2 separate regions of the Homo sapiens genome follow, and region 2 is linked to region 1. Evidence: chromatin loops called from intact Hi-C (ENCODE). Cell type or tissue: CD4-positive, alpha-beta T cell. All regions are shown on one strand.

Region 1 (8,000 bases):
AGTCTGATCATGACCTTGAATAATACGTCTTTTTTTTTTTTTCAAATGTGCTATGTAAAGCTGGTTTACTCTGAAGCCATCTTGGTAAATTTCCCCAAGAGTGTGAAGTTAGAATTCCTCCAGGGTGATGCCAGATTCTATCTGGAATTTATTTACAACCTGCTTGGGTGGAGACACCATTGTCTTCAGAAACCTTGGTGTAGTTGAACTGATAGGTACTGTCGTGACCTGAAGTTCACCATTAAAAGGGATCACCCAAGCAAAATCGTGAAATTATTGGTTATAAAAATGGTCATTGGCACATCCTATGCGATATATCTAAATTAAATGATGGTATCAGATAAAACTGTAGATGGGAATGAAGTTTGTGTATCATACATTATCATGTGTAATTAATAAATGATTTAAATCTCCTGAAAAAAAAAATGGGACAGAGCAAGACTCTGTCTTAAAAAAAAAGGGGGGGGGACATTTTAACACCCTAAGATTCTAAAGAAAACCAACTAGAGGACATACACTGCTCATAAACCCTGAACAAATTTGCTACATAGCTGGAATTCGCTATCCTGGCAGAATAGGGTGCCACTGCACTGGGAATCTGGAAAACTCACAAGAAATCCACAAAAAAATGAAAAGAAGAAAACTCCATGTTTTAGAGGTTACTATAAAAAAAACAGATCCAATATACTTTGACTAATTCAAATCTCCCCAAATAAAATAACTATGAATCGGGATAAAATTCTAAGCTGACACTTCAAATAGAATAAAATTTATTCAAATAAGCATTTGTGGATATGAAAAGCCAATTGAGTCAGATATCTAAAAAATAAGAATAAAAATGGGCAAAAACATAAGGAAATGAAAATACAGTTAATTAAAGCCGGAAGAGAAATGAAGGAAAGAAAGACAAAGTCATCTCCTAAAGAAAAACAGAACCACAAAGTCACAAAAGAGAATAGACTCAAATGCAAATATAATGACTAGCTTTGAAGAAAGGTAGAAAAACAACCTGGAGAATGAAAATGACATAAGGAAAAAAGAGGTCACAGAAAAGTGGTAGAAATCAAAGTTAAGCAAAGGCACTATTCACAAAGTTGGAGCCCCAGGAAAAAAGTAATAAAACAATGGAATACACTATTAAGAGATAATATTTAAAAGTATGTTGCAAGAAATTTATGCTGAAATAAACTTGAGTCAACTGAGTATTTGGGAAAATTCTCCTGAAACAGTAAACTTTAAGTCATAAGCTAGTAAAATCATTAGCCTTTATAGATTTTTGAACCAAACAATATTGACAAGAATGCACATCAAAACTTGCTATGGCTAAAAACAAATATATCAACGTAATTATGCATGTACTAGGATAAAAAAAAGGTGAAGAGTAAGTTACAATTGTGTAGTTAAGGGCACATGAAGTAAAATGGGACATTTAAAGATAAACTCTTCCTGGTCTTCAAGAGAAAAGATCACACAAAACACCTTCTTTTTTTTTTTTTTTTTTTTTTTGAGACGGAGTCTTGTTCTGTTGCCCAGGCTGGAGTGCAGTGGCACGATGATGGCTCACTGCAACCTTGACCTCCCAGGTTCAAGTGATCCTCTCACCTCAGCCTCCTGAATAGCTGGAACTATAGGCATGCACCACCACGCCTGGCTAATTTTTGTATTTTTTTAGAGACGGGGTTTTGCCATGTTGCCCAGGCTGGTCTTGTCTTGAACTCCTGGCCTCAAGTGATCCTCCTGCCTTTGCCTCCCAAAGTGCTGGGACCACAGGCGTGAGCCACTGCACTTGGCCAGTGAAAATGTTTTTAAATAGATAAAGGTGATAGTCGCATGAACCCAGTGAATGTGATCATTGCTGTTAAAGTGTACATTTTTCACCAGGTGTGGTGGACCACGCCTGTAATCCCAGCACTTTGGGAGGCCGAGGAGGGCAGATCACGAGGTCAGGAGATCAAGACCATGGTGAAACCCCGTCTCTACTAAAAATACAAAAAAAAAAAATTAGCGGGGTGCGGTGGTGGTTGCTTGTAGTCCCAGCTACTTGGGAGGTTAAGGCAGGAGAATGGCGTGAACCCGGGAGGCAGAGCTTGCAGTGAGCCGAGAACGCGCCACTGCACTCCAGCCTGGGTGGACAGAGCGAGACTCCGTCTAAAAAAAAAAAAAAAAAAAATTGTACATTTTTAAAGGGTTAATTTTATTATGTAAATTTTACCTCAAAAAAAAAAAAAAGAAAAGAAAAAAGAAAAAAAGAAGAGATGATCCAACAATAAAAATCCAAAGGTGAAATTGTGTAGACCAAGCAAACTGGGTGGAGAACCCTGAATAAAGGGGTTAAAATGAAACAGAGCTTTATATTTGATAAAAATGTGTGCCTGAAAAGTTTGTTGCGAATTGAACTCTTGATTATTATATTTTCTAGCTTGAGGTATGAGGACTCATAGAAATTATGTATCTTTAAGGTATACAACGTATGCTTTAATATATGTATAAATTATGAAATGATTACTGACAATCAAGCTAACTTTTTAAAGATATTTTTACTTCAGGTTGGCCCTCAGTTGGTAGAAATTCACAACTCTTCAGTTTTAGGTCTCTCTGCCTCCCATTTCAGAATGGTGCAGCAGAATTGCATTATTTTGAATACTGTAATGTATAATTTGTGATTATTCCAATATTCCAATAAAGGTTGCTTTGCATGAATAAACTATAGTGTACAACCACGTGTGGACAAATGCACAAGATAATTAAGAACAGAAGTGTTAATAAAAGAGGAGTGTAGGCTGAACGCAGTTGCTTACGCCTGTAATCCCACCAACTTGGGAGGCCGAGGCAGGTGGATCACCTGAGGTCGGGAGTTCAAGACCAGCCTGACCAACATGGAGAAATCCCGTCTCTACTAAAAATACAAAATTAGCCAGGCTTGGTGGCGCATGCCTGTAATCCCAGCTACTTGGGAGGCTGAGGCAGAAGAATCGCTTGAACCAGGGATGCAGAGTTTGCAATGAGCCGCGATTGTGCCATTGCACTCTACCCTGCACAACAAAAGTGAAACTCATTCTCAAAAAAAAAAAGAGTAAATTCTGACACATGCTACAATATGGATGAACCTTGAGGGCATTATGCTAAGTGAAACAAGCCAAACACAGAAAAGAAAAACAGTATGTGATTCCACATTATATGAGGCACCTAGAATAGTCAGATTCACAGAGAAGGTAGAACAGTGGTTGCCAAGAGCTGGGTCAGAGGAGAATGGGCAGGTGTTGTGTAATGGGTACCGAGTTTTTAGTTTTGGTGAGATGAAAAAGCTCAGGAAAGGGGTGGTGGTGACTGTTGCACAACAAAGTGAGTGTAGTTAAAGCCACTGAATTATACACTAAAAAATGTTAAAATGCTAAATTTTACTTTACATATATTCAACCACACACACAAAAAAATGGAGCCATGAAGTTTCAAGTATCTTAATAGGACAAATCAAAATCAGTCTTTGGAATACACTATTTTCATTTTTCCTTTACTTTCTGCCAAGATGTGTAAGTTACAAAACAAAAATGCATCTTTATCTGTATTTAGTTCTTCCAGTAAGTATATGGTCTGTTGGAAGTCATACTCTTCCCAAACCGTCAATCATTAAAGGGTGCAGTTCTAAAAACACAGATATAAAAATACTTTTTCCTGAATATTCATTTTTTAATTTATATTTTCACCTTCCGATTTGGTGTATCACCTAAGAAGTGAGTATGTCTCATGGTTAAGAATGTGGGCTCTGGTGCTAGAAGGATTTATCACGAATGTCCCGGAGTAACTCTGGGGCTTTACCACTTGGCACTTAATCTCAGATTAAGGGAAACACTTGCCTCTCATAAAAGGAGAAAGAGAAAAAAAAAGATAAAAAGAAAGTGAGACTCAGAAAACGCGAGTTTCTGTCATAACTGATTTTATCTAGACAATTAAAAAAATGAAGGAAGAGAGAAATCAAGGAAGTTTCTAAATCCACATGCTTTATCTTTCCATTTATGCACGCGATGATAAACTTATTAAGGCACGTGGAAAAGTAACTCCTTCTGTATTCCTTACAACATTGACCTTTGAGTGTTCCCAACAGGATGCTGGTCATGCTTGCAGTTCAGCTGATTTTTTTTTTTTTAAACAAGACTTGCTCCCTTTTCTGGTTTCTCCCCAGCCTCTTTATGGGTGCGCGGTAAAATAACACTTACCTACCGGCTTCCATTTACTTCCTTCCATGCCCTGTCGGACCCGCTGGGCAAGATCCCCCGCCTCTCCGGCCCACATACTGGAAGGTGCAGTGCCCAGGGCGCACAGTTCCCGTGTGCAGAGGGACTCACGCACAAGAAGGCCATCCCCGCGCTAAGCTGAGGTGTTTCTGGAACGTATCCCTCTGCCTAGGTGCCGGCAGCGGCCGTGGAACGCGCCTCCGGGGACAGAGCGCATCATCAAGGTGCTTTGGCCACGTTGAGGCCTCCTTCTCCCCCTGGCCTCGTTTCCCACATGCCCTACCCACAGCGACCTTCCTGGAGCTCGGTATTCACCTAAGGTGTTGGCGGCGGCAGCCTTTAGCAGGCGCGCTATCTCCGCTGTGTCTCTCCGCACTAGCCGCTGACCGAGCCAGGTGCGCGGTGGAGGGCGGGGCGATCCGGCAGGGGGCGTGGCGAAGGCCGCTGATTTCCTACTGCATACAACACACCCACTTTACCTAAAGCAGAAATTAAAGCCAGGAGGCCTACCCCTTGTGGGCCCCTGAAAAGTACAATAAGAAGTTTGGAGACAGTTCAAAGGCGCTTGGGTCGACCAGTGGTAATTTTTGTTTCCCGCCCCCCTGCACCCGCGAAAGCGCTGGCGCTGCCATTGGCTCCAGCTGGGGGTGAGTCTGGAACCTGTGAGCCGTGGCACTTTGGACTCTGAGCTCCAAGCTAGGCGCATCCTTGCTGTGAGGTTTCCCAGCGGCTTTCTTGCCTTGCTTGCAGCTTGTGTCGGGAGTTGCGGACAGCCATAGCCCCGCGGGCCTGGCGCTGACGGACCCTGGAGCGGTGTCTGACAGAGGTCGGCAAAGCCACCGGCTGGCCCCAGTGCATCCTCACATATGCGCGCAGATCCCTGGCTCCGGTGCTACTGGGGTCGCACCTGGACGCGGGTTGCAGACCCCTGGCAAATTGTGGAGCTGGGGGAAGGTAAGGGGAAATGTAAATCGCTTTTCCCCACATTTCAGAGATTATACTTTCCTAGGCTATCACAATTTTCAAAATTGTTAAAATTTTTACAGTATGGCTCTCTCAGTTGAATGTTATTGAAATCCACCAAATAACCTCAGTTATTAACGCCTAGAAGCTCCCCTGGAGGCTTATTACTGCCGCCATACCCCTACACACAAACTGTTTTGGTTTCTCCTTCCGCCTATGTACTCCTAAAGCACTCAGTATTTACCTGTCATCATACTTTATTGAAAGTACAAACTCGTCACTTGTCTGTCCACCCCAACTAAGCTTCTTGAGAATTAGAACTTTCCTGTCTCTTCCCAGCACAAAAGTTTTATGGGTATTCTGTTGAAGAACTTCAAATATGATCTATAAAATTATGACTCATTTATATTTCAAACTCCAACCTCTCCCTTGAGTTCCTGGCTCACAGCGACTACAGACTGAGCTTAGTTGGAATTCAGTAGCACACAACTGGGATATCCGCACTGTACGGCTTTTAACAATTTTTAAAATTTTGGTACTCTCAGCATCGCAAATTCACTGTGTCCAAAATAGAGTAGAATGTTGTTCTACCCACCTATACTCTGCCATCCGCTGAAGTCCTTTCCCCATGCTCCAGCACTCAAGCCTTGCCTGTCACAGTAAATGGCAGTTCTGTCTTTCCTGTTGCTCACACATAAAACTAGGCTGCTATTTTGATGTCTTCATTTTTCTCTATTCTGTATCTAATTCCTTAGCAATCCTGTCAGTTCTACCTCCAGACTGTACTCAGCATATTCACTGCTCTAACTCCAGCTTAAATCACCATCATCCTTTGCCTGGAATGCTGCATCAACCTTCTAATCACTCTACTTTCCTCCTCCTCCTTCCTCCCTTTCTTCTTCCTTCTTGTAAATCATCATTTCATCCTTCTGCTTAAAATCTTCTCATGTTTTCTTATTACACTTAAAATGGCAAACTCTTACCCTTGAGCCCTGTAGAATTTGGCTCCCATCAGTTTCTCCAATTTCACCTTCTGCCTCCTTCACACTCTAGCTGTGCTCACTTTTTTATTCCTCAGGCCTACCAAGCTCAATTGCATCTTAGAGAATTTGTTCTTGCTGTTTCTTCTGCCTGGAATACATGTTTCCCAATCTTTATAAGACTATCCTTATCTGTAGGTTTCATCTGAGATGTCACATCCAAAAGAGGTTTTCCTTGACCACTGTAGCCAAAGCAAATGTTGATCACTGAAGGAATAAGGGAATGAATGAATGGAGTGGTGTATAATATAGCAGAGTTGATAATTTAAGGCTAATTCACTATGTATCTCCAAGCAAACAGATTTGTAATGCTTTTCCTGCCTAAAATCTATACAGCTGATTCACAAATACTTGATTGACAGGTTTTATATATCACTGTGGCTCATCAGCTTGTATGTTGTTGGGGCCAGAATCTATACTTACACTTCATTCAAATTTGATTTTACAGAAGAGTTGGGGTTTTTATTTTTCTTTTAATTAAGAGAGCTGTGAAATTATTACCTATAATTCTAAATCTCATTTAATTCCTCCCAATAGGATTCAAGATGGATTGTCATCAAAGTTCACTTCTTTAACAAAAGTGGTTTATGACTTTAATAAAATATTAGAGAATGGAAGGATCTGTGGAAGCCCTTTACAAAAACTTGTGATAGAAAGTTTTGATGATGAGCAGACTTTGCAACAACTGGAATTGCAAAATGAACCAATTTTACAATGCTTCCAAAATGCAGTTAGTGAAACAAAGATGAAGACATCAGTCTTCTCCCAGAGAGTGAAGAACAGGAGTGTGAAGAGGATGGTTCAGAGACAGAGACTGGTGGCCAGGAGGACCTAGAAGATTTACAGGAGGAAGAGGAAGTGTCAGATATGGGTGGTGACAATCCTGAAGTGGGCAAGAAAGCTAGAAACTCAAGCAAATTTGAGCTGAGGAAAAGCCCAGTTTTCAGTGATGAGGATTCTGACCTTGACTTTGATATCAGCAAATTGGAACAGCAGAGCAAGGTGCAAAACACAGGACATGGAAAACCAAGAGAAAAGTCCATAATAGACGAGAAATTCTTCCAACTCTCTGAAATGGAGGCTTATTTAGAAAACAGAGAAAAAGAAGAGGAACGAAAAGATGATAATGATGATGAGGTGGAAGATACTGATTTTTTTTTGAAGATATTGATTCTGATGAAGATAAAAGGGGACTGTTTGGAAGTAAAAAACTTAAGGTTAAGTTTGAGAAAGGAGAGAGCACTTTCCTCCTCCTCAAATTAGCTTTTGTTCTGTTTTTCTAGGAGAGATGTAATTGTAGTTAGAAGGTTTAGAGCTAAGATATATTATGCTTTGTTTTATCAGTTATAAATGAATCTGTACTTCCATTCAGTTTATGTTCCAGTTGTTCTTATAATAGTTTTATGGTAGTGTTTTTAGTTGCCAATTTCACCTAGTAACTATTTTTGACTTGTAGTGTTAAGTTAGAAAGTAATATAGACATACAGTATATATATATGCATGTGTTAATGATGTATTTTTCTATTCCTAATTAATAGTTTTAAAAATCTTTTTATTTTAGTCAGGTAAAAGTTCCAGAAATGTGAACAACAAAGATTTTTTTGATCCAGTTGAAAGTGATGAAGACATAGCAAGTGATCATGATGATGAGCTGGGTTCAAACAAGATGATGAAATTGCTGAAGAAGAAGCAGAAGAAGGAAGCATTTCTGAAATGTGAGTATTTTGAAACATCCTTTACTTTGTGAGCTGGAATTGCCCAATCA
Region 2 (8,000 bases), 84 kb before region 1:
TTCCTCTATGTTTGAACAAAACAGACCAATGCTAAGAGGTATGTAATTGGCTTACTAGTCCACACCTACTTAGTTCCAATTCCTGACAGCAAACAATTCCTAGGCCAGGTTTGGGCCCATAACAGTGATATCTCCTGTCCTTATTCTCAATATGTTGAAGAATCACTACACTTCTATTTAATTTCCAGTTTACAAAAAAAACCTAAAGATTTGCAGATAAAAAAGCATCAGAAGTCCAATATAATAAAGATACCATTCTAAAATTTCTATCTTACTGAGAAGGGCTCAGAAATCAGTTGGTTGACCAGAAAAATTGGACAGCCATATCCTAGCCTTCAGTCTAAAGTCATAAATCTTTTCCTCATCTTTCTTAGTTAGTAAGAAATGACTCCATTTAGTTAAACTTCAAACATAAAAGCAGAATAACAATGTTAAACCTTACCTTTAGCACAATTACTGAAATCCTCGTCTGGCTGGAAATGCTGAGAATATATTTCAAACATTTCTTTCAGTCTGTTAGCAATAGCCTGGGTTGGATCTCTGGAACATGTCCTAAAAAAGGTAATGAGAAATAACATAATTTAAAGGTCTTGTCAAGTCACAAGGGGATAAAATGTTTCTATAATTTCACTAACATGTAAATATAAAACACTCTGAACAGAAACTATACACTTCCCAAATTAATCCAAGAGATCCCATACTTCCTTTTCAAAGGTGGTGGTATTACCAGTTTGAATGAAAAAAAAAAAAACTTTTCTTGTGGGAGCTACACCTTTTATTTTATATATATATATTTTTTTTGAGACAGAGTCTCGCTCTTTCACCCAGGATGGAATGCAGTGATGCAGTCTTGGCTCACTGCAACCTCCACCTCCCAGGTTCAAGTGATTCTCCTGCCTCAGCCTCCAAGTAGCTGGAACTGCAGGCACCTGCCACCACGCCCAGCTAATTTTTGTATTTTCAGTAGAGATGGGGTTTCACCATGTTGGCCAGGCTGGTCTCGAACTCCTGGCCTCAAGTGATCCACTTGCCTCAGGCTCCCAAAGTGTTAGGATTACAGGAATGAGCCACTTCGCCCGGCCGGGGATACACCTTTCAGTGCAGGAAGTTTAGCAACCTTGGCCTGGGCCCATTCGATATCTATGACTGTCCCCCACCTGTCCTACACATCCCCAGTCACTGATTATCCCAAACTTGCCCTTAACTATTTCCCTAGAGGACAGTAAAACTCCCATTAAGAACACCTGGAAGAAAATAGAATGAAGGGGTGTAAAACCCATACTACAGACTCACATAAACTGTTCCTGGCATTCTACATTTTTTTCCCGCCAACGAGGTTTACTTCAGTCTTTCTATTATTAGAAAGCAATATATGTTCAATCCAGAAGCATTATACAAATTATCACCATGTAAGCTTTTTGTAACAACTGTTTTTATCTTGATCACAAATATATATATAATTATATACATATTCTTTGTGAAAATGAAGCAAGTTTAAAAAATTATAAAGAGAATAAAAATCAATTACAGTCCTGCTAGAGATAACTACTGAATACATATACAAGCAGAATTTTTCTGGGAACACACACACACATACCTTTCAACAAAAATAGCACCCTTTATTTTACCTAGTATTTACTGGTAATATTTATTTAACCCCACTAATGGTACCTAAGATTTAAAATGCTGTTATGCCTAGTTAGAAACTGTAAAGCGATCTGGAAGACACAGAGATTAAGATGGCTTCTGAAATGTATTTACGAAATGCTTCTAAATTCAAGGCAAACAAGGTGCATCTGAAAAACATGACTCAGGAAGAGGCCACAGAGATATAACTTGTTGAGTATAAATCACAATCAAGTTTATGAATAAAGCAGACTTCACTAAAATGTAAAGGAAAAGTAGTTGGCATTTAAGAAGCCTGGCTATGAGTGGGAAATTACTTATGTGTACATATAGGGTCTTCTTGATATACCATCATCAGAAATAAAATGGGGTCCTTTTGGGTCTACGTTATCATATCATAAGGTTTTAGGACTGAGAGGGACCTTGGAGGTAACTTTTCAAATCAACTTGCCAAAGGTTATGCATAAGATGATGAGATTCAGCCTACTGGGCTTTTAATTAAAACTCAATGATATTCCTACCAGTCTCAGGGAGATCAAAGGAACTAAATGCAGTGAACTTCCTTTCCAGGATAAGGATGTTTTATAGAGCTTACAAAAGTTACAGTGGTTTTTGTCCTGCTTTATGAACATGTGGAACTCTATTAATCTTTTCAAATCTGAGTCACCCTTCAGAACTTACCTCAGGTTCAACCCTCTTCATAAAGTCCTTTGACAATTCCCATCATCACTGAGCTTCCCCCCGCCCCCACCTCACCACTCCCTGAAATCTTGAAAGAACAGTTGGCAATAAGACACTTTTGTGTTTTACTCTACACTGTCTGGTGTTATTAGTTACTGTGTCTTGTATTATATTAAAGAAATCTAAGGAAAGAAGATCTTCCACTTATACATCTTATTGCTAGGTCCTCTATAGACTCACAACAGGACTGAGTATACAATTGATAAAAAATTATTCATGGGTGAATTAAGGCATTAATAATGAAAGAATAGGAAATTGGAAAATGGTCAATAACCAAATCTTAGAAAGCAGACAGGGCTCAAACTAACCTGAGAATCTGTTCCAGTTTCTCACTTGGTGCATTCCTGAGGCCTGTCAGCATGGTGTGAAGACGACTCAAGCTATGCGTAGCTGTAGAAACTGGAGTCACACAAGGGCTATTCTCCTTAATGTACCTAACACCAGTTAGTGGTGTGGAGATTCTAAGTGCTTTGGACTAAAGAAAAAAAAAATTACACAGAATTAATAAACATTTTTTAAAGAACATTATTTTAGGCCAGAAAGACTTTAATTCACTTCACAAATGGGACTTCAAGCCAGTAAGACTTTATCTTTACAATATCAATAAATTTTAGTGACTCAAATGTCACCATTCTTGGAATTTAAACATAACAGCATTAAGAGCCGCCAATATCCATGTGAAGACGAAGGTGTGAAAGAATAATTTGTATTTTAGCTAACTAAAAGTTTGTCTCTTAAAAGTTAAAACTCTAAAATAAGGTACAGCTCCCTACATTCCCTCTTGTAAAACTTATGCTCGGAGGCAAAGATAAGCATTCTGCTCACCTGAAAAATTAAGATTATTCTCAGCTCTGAGAAACAGAATTTCACAATTCCCATCTACTGCTATTTTTGCAGACACTCAAAGATAAAAGAAAATTGTGATTAAATTTGGTTCCAAAAAAAATCCATGATTTAACAAAAGCCTACTGATATGGTTTGGCTATGTCTGCATCGAAGCCTCAACTTGAATTGTATTTCCCAGAATTCCCATGTGCTGTGTGAGGCACCCAGTGGGAGGTAATTGAATTATGGAGGCCAGTCTTTCCCGTTCTATTCTTGTGATAGTGAATACGTCTCGCGAGATCTGACGGCCTTATCAGGGGTTTCCACTTTTGCTTCTTCCTCATTTTTCTCTTGCCACCGCCACCTAAGAAGTGCCTTTCGCCTCACACCATGATTCTGAGGACTCCCCAGTCATGTGGAACTGTAAGTCCAATTAAACCTCTTTTTGTTCCCAGTTTTGGGCATGTCTTTATCAGCAGCGTTAAAATGAATTAATACACCCACCATCCAAATATTCAAATTTGCTTCAGAGACAGATAATAAGTTGAACATTCCCTAAAAAGGCAACTTGATGCAGAACAGCCTTCATTGGTCTTCCTGCCCCTCCTCTACCTTTGGTTACCAGAATCTATCACAGGTTCTCCCCCTAAGGTAGACAGGTCTTCAGAGAAATAAGTTAAAGTCAACATTCTTGACAATAAATATGGAGAAGATGTGACTTGGTGTCAAAGGAGCCAGTAAAACATCTTTCTGATTTTTCAAATAAACTCTGAAAGGTTAAGATAGCTTAACAATGTCTTTTAATATTCAAGATAAAATTTCCCTGTGTATTAAATGTACTTATTCTAATTTTTTAAAAAACCTAGCAAAACTTTCACCTGGCAACAGAGCCAACTATTCAAGTTTCATAAGATATAGAAAAGCACAGAAATTTACTGTATACAGAAACAAACCTACATGTTTTCTCTATGTCTTAAAGTGTAATACAACTAAGACTTTCACTTTGTTTCAAAGAAATTCATTCTATAATTAAGTCAATAAAATGATTTGGGTAGATTATTGCATTCAAAAGGCTGCTCCCTGCCTTACAAGGTTTCTTGCAGCCAACTACTTCACTGTGCATGAACCGATGCCTACATTGGGAGGCACTGGGAGGGAAAAACACCTTGTACACAAACAGGAGAATCAACAGCAGCCAGCAGCATATAACCACATCACCCACAGGCAGCAGTAGTTTCACAGAGGAAACTAGGTGTGACAACCACAAACAGCTTCCTGCCAGAGTCCTCAAGGTCAACATGGTGCTTCTTGGTAGCACTGTGCTTAGCTTAAAGCTTCCTGTTCATTCTGATCAAGAGGAATCTTTAACTTGGGTGCAAATATTAAGTCGGTATCTTAAAAATATTAGGATGTTCCATCTCCAAATGAAGACTTACAAAATTTGGAGTGACCCTGAGCTTTGTCCTTAGTCCTCTTGTATTCTCTCTCAATTCATACCTCTAAGTAATCCCTCCTCATTTTATAGCTTTAAAAGCCATCTACGGCTGGGCATGGTGGCTCACGCCTATAATCCCAGCACTTCAGGAAGCCGAGGCGGGAAGATCATGAGGTCAGGAGTTCAAGACCAGACTAGCCAAGATGGTGAAATGCCGTTTCTACTAAAAATACAAAAAATTAGCTGGGCATGGTGGCAGGCACCTGTAATCCCAGCTACTCAGGAGGCTGAGGCAGGAGAATCGCTTGAACCCAGGTGGCAGAGGTCACAGTGAGCCGAGATTGCACCACTGCACTCCAGCCTGGGTGACAGAGCGAGACTCCATCTCAAAAAAAAAAAAAAAAAAAGCTATCTGTACCCACCCTGATGACCCCAGGACATATATACACAACCCCTAACCTCTACTGTGAACTGTGAACTCCGGTCTTGTATACCTCAACTGTCTATTCAACTTCTCTACTAGGATGCTTAAAAGACATCTCTAATTTAACATGCTAATAACCCTAACTCTTGATTCCCCTTCCCCCAGACTTGCTCTTCCCTCTTAATAAATTTCAGTAGTAAATGTTCCCCGAATGTCTACTATGTGCCAAGCGCTGCATACAACACTGGTCACAGCCTTGGTGAAGCTTATATTCTAATGCAAGGAGACAGGTAATAAACAATTCTTTCTACCTACCTCCCTACTTACTGTCAGACAGTGATAAATACGAAGAGAAACACTAGCAAGCAGAGTCAGGGGGAAAAGAAGTCCTGAGGGTTGGGGAGGATGTTGTGGTTATTATTGACATAGCAGTTGGGTTATCAGAGACCAGAATGAAGTGAGAAGGAAGCCACATGAGTCTCTTGAAGCAATACAGTTTAGGCAGAGGGAATTGCAAAGGCAAAGGCTTTGTGTTGCAGGCATGCCTGGCATATCTGAAGAACAAAAAAGGAGGTTAATGTGGCATAAGTGGGTGAGGAGGGAGGAAAGTAGATGAATTCAGAGAGAGCCAGGGCCAGATAACTTACAACATTACAGGCACTTGTCAGGATTTTAGCTTTTATATCATTCACCCAACTGGAGACATCACTGTTCTCTTTTTCTCATACCCTAGATACAAACCCTCGGTAAATCCTGTGGGTGCCATCTCCAAAATATGGCCCAGCTACAAACCATTCTCTGAAGCAAGCCACCATAAACTATTGCCAGAATCATTCCAATAGCTTCTTAACTCCCTACTTCCACCCTTGCCTCTAATCCCACTTTCCCAGAAGACCTTTAAAAATGTAAATCAGTCACTCCTCTTAATAACCCTCTTAATGGCTTTCACCTCAATCAGAGCAGAAGCAAAAGTCCTTACGATGGCTTCCAAAGCCTACACGGTCTGTCTGGCTCTCTTGTTCCCTCTTCCCTGCATTTCTTTTTCTTCTTCTTTTCTTTTTTTTTAAAGACAGGCTCTTGCTCTGTCACCCAGGCTGGAGGGCAGTGACGCGATCACGGCTCACTGCAGCCTGGAACTCCTGGGCTCAACGAATCCTCCTAACTCAGCCTCGCAAGTAGCTGGGCCCACAGGTGGACACAACCATGGCCAGCTTATTTTTTGTATTAATATTTTATGTAGAGACGGGGTCTCACTTTGTTGCCCAGACTAGTCTTGAACTCCTGGGCTCAGGCAGTCTTCTGCCTCAGTCTCCCAATGTGCTAGGATTACAAGTATGAGCCATCACACCTGGCCTCCCGTCACTTCTTACCACTTTTTCCCTCACTCTATTCCTACCACACTAGCATTCTCACTGTTCCTCCAAAAAGCTAATCCTGTTCCAACCTCACGGCTTTGCATTTGTTATGCTCTCAGCTTCAAATACATTTACCCAGCTATTCATATGGCTTGCTTCCTCACTTACTTCTGGTGTGTGACACCGTTCCCAACCACCTTACCTACCACAGCCCACCCATCCCATTCTCCCCTCCCCTCAATATTTTGTATTACTACTCTATTTTCTTCATCTATCATCACCCAACATACTATATATTTACTTGTTTATCTCCTGTCCATCTCCCCACACTGGAATATAAGCTTCTTTAGAACAGGGTTCTCGTGGTTATTTTGTTCACTGCTTTATCTCCAGTGTCCAGGACACAACCTGACATATAAAATGCTTTAGGAATATCTGTTGAATGAATAAGCAGACCAGTCTCAAGTCTGAAGCAGCTCACTTCCAGGTGAACTGGCCCTTGGATTACCCAGTGTTTCCCTGGTGGCACTTGCCAGAAGTTTGGTGTTTTCTGTTCCACCACATAGCAGAAGGGAAACTCTTGGCCTGCATCACTCTAAGTGTCTGTTTGAAATAATACCACGTGGTCCTGAAATTCAGTTTAAAAGAATTTTCTTAAAGACTGTAGATCCTCATTTTCTCCAGTCTCTTAAATGAAGGCCCCAGTCAGGTCAATTATCACTTTCTAAATGCCTACACTATGTTCACTACATATAAGACCATATATTACTGGCCCATCTTTTTAAAACCAACAATTATCAGCATGACACATTTGTTTAAATTTATATTAATTTCTTTTTCTCAGACCTCACTAAAATGAATGAAAGTTGATATTAACAAAGCAAATATCATAGAGATACCTTTTTCAATTAAGAGAAGTATGATGAGAATTTTCTCCTTCATACTGTAGGCAAGTAAAACACAAACATGAAATTACCAAAATAAAAAAGAACCCCTGGCTTACCTGCTCCTGTATTTCTACTCTTCTGGCATGGCTAAACTCACCTTGTCAAAATGCTGCTGTAAGATGTTTTTCATCTGCACCCTTTCAGCAGTCTCTGTTCCTGAACCAGCGTTCAGACACCTTGAGAGAGTCCCAATTTCCTCCTCAGCATCCTCTCCAAGAAATATCCGCTCATCTAAATTCCCAACAGATAAAACATACTCCTCATAGGCCTTATTGATGGCTTTACTATAGGAAAAACAAATACAGACAAAATGTACTCTCTCACAGAACTGCCATTTCAATTAATTATTTCATTTTTTTATTTACTAAAAGTTCTAATAGTTTTTTGAAAGTTAAACTTTGGTAGGGTAACTTGTAGTTATAAGAACTGGATAGTATAGCTGGGTGCAGTAGCTCCCGTCTGTAATCCCAGCACTTTGGGAGGCTGAGGCAGGTGGATCACGAAGTCAGGAGTTTGAGACCAGCCTGGCCAATATGGTGAAACCCTGTCTCTACTAAAAATACAAAAATTAGCTGGGCATGGTGGCACGTGCCTGTATTCACAGCTACTCAGGAGGCTGAGGCAGAAGAATCGCTTGAACCTGGGAG

What was found. Peaks named below come from ENCODE experiments on the same cell type or tissue, not always from the same donor. Only the 100,000 strongest peaks of a DNase experiment are listed, where the experiment ranks them.
Region 2: a loop joins it to region 1, with 7 times the contacts of the local background. A loop is called at or near these places in 4 of 110 quality-filtered maps.

The regions. Positions count from the first base shown.
Region 1 is chr16:53,370,092-53,378,091 of GRCh38, reverse strand. It overlaps LOC102723373 (a long non-coding RNA gene), which reads right to left and starts at 4,599. Exons shown (of 3, transcript NR_119378.1): 1 at 4,215-4,599. It also overlaps the pseudogene MPHOSPH10P1. RefSeq lists an enhancer at 1-116. In CD4-positive, alpha-beta T cell, no CTCF peak of the experiment used is centred here; a DNase peak (open chromatin) is centred at 4,651; H3K4me3 peaks cover 1,753 bases.
Region 2 is chr16:53,454,293-53,462,292 of GRCh38, reverse strand. RBL2 (RB transcriptional corepressor like 2) reads right to left here. Exons shown (of 22, transcript NM_005611.4): 8 at 7,451-7,637; 9 at 2,676-2,842; 10 at 443-552. Among named protein-coding and RNA genes, the nearest start is that of RBL2, 24 kb to the right of the region's middle. In CD4-positive, alpha-beta T cell, no CTCF peak of the experiment used is centred here; DNase peaks (open chromatin) are centred at 4,432 and 5,492; H3K4me3 peaks cover 2,060 bases; H3K27ac peaks cover 5,530 bases.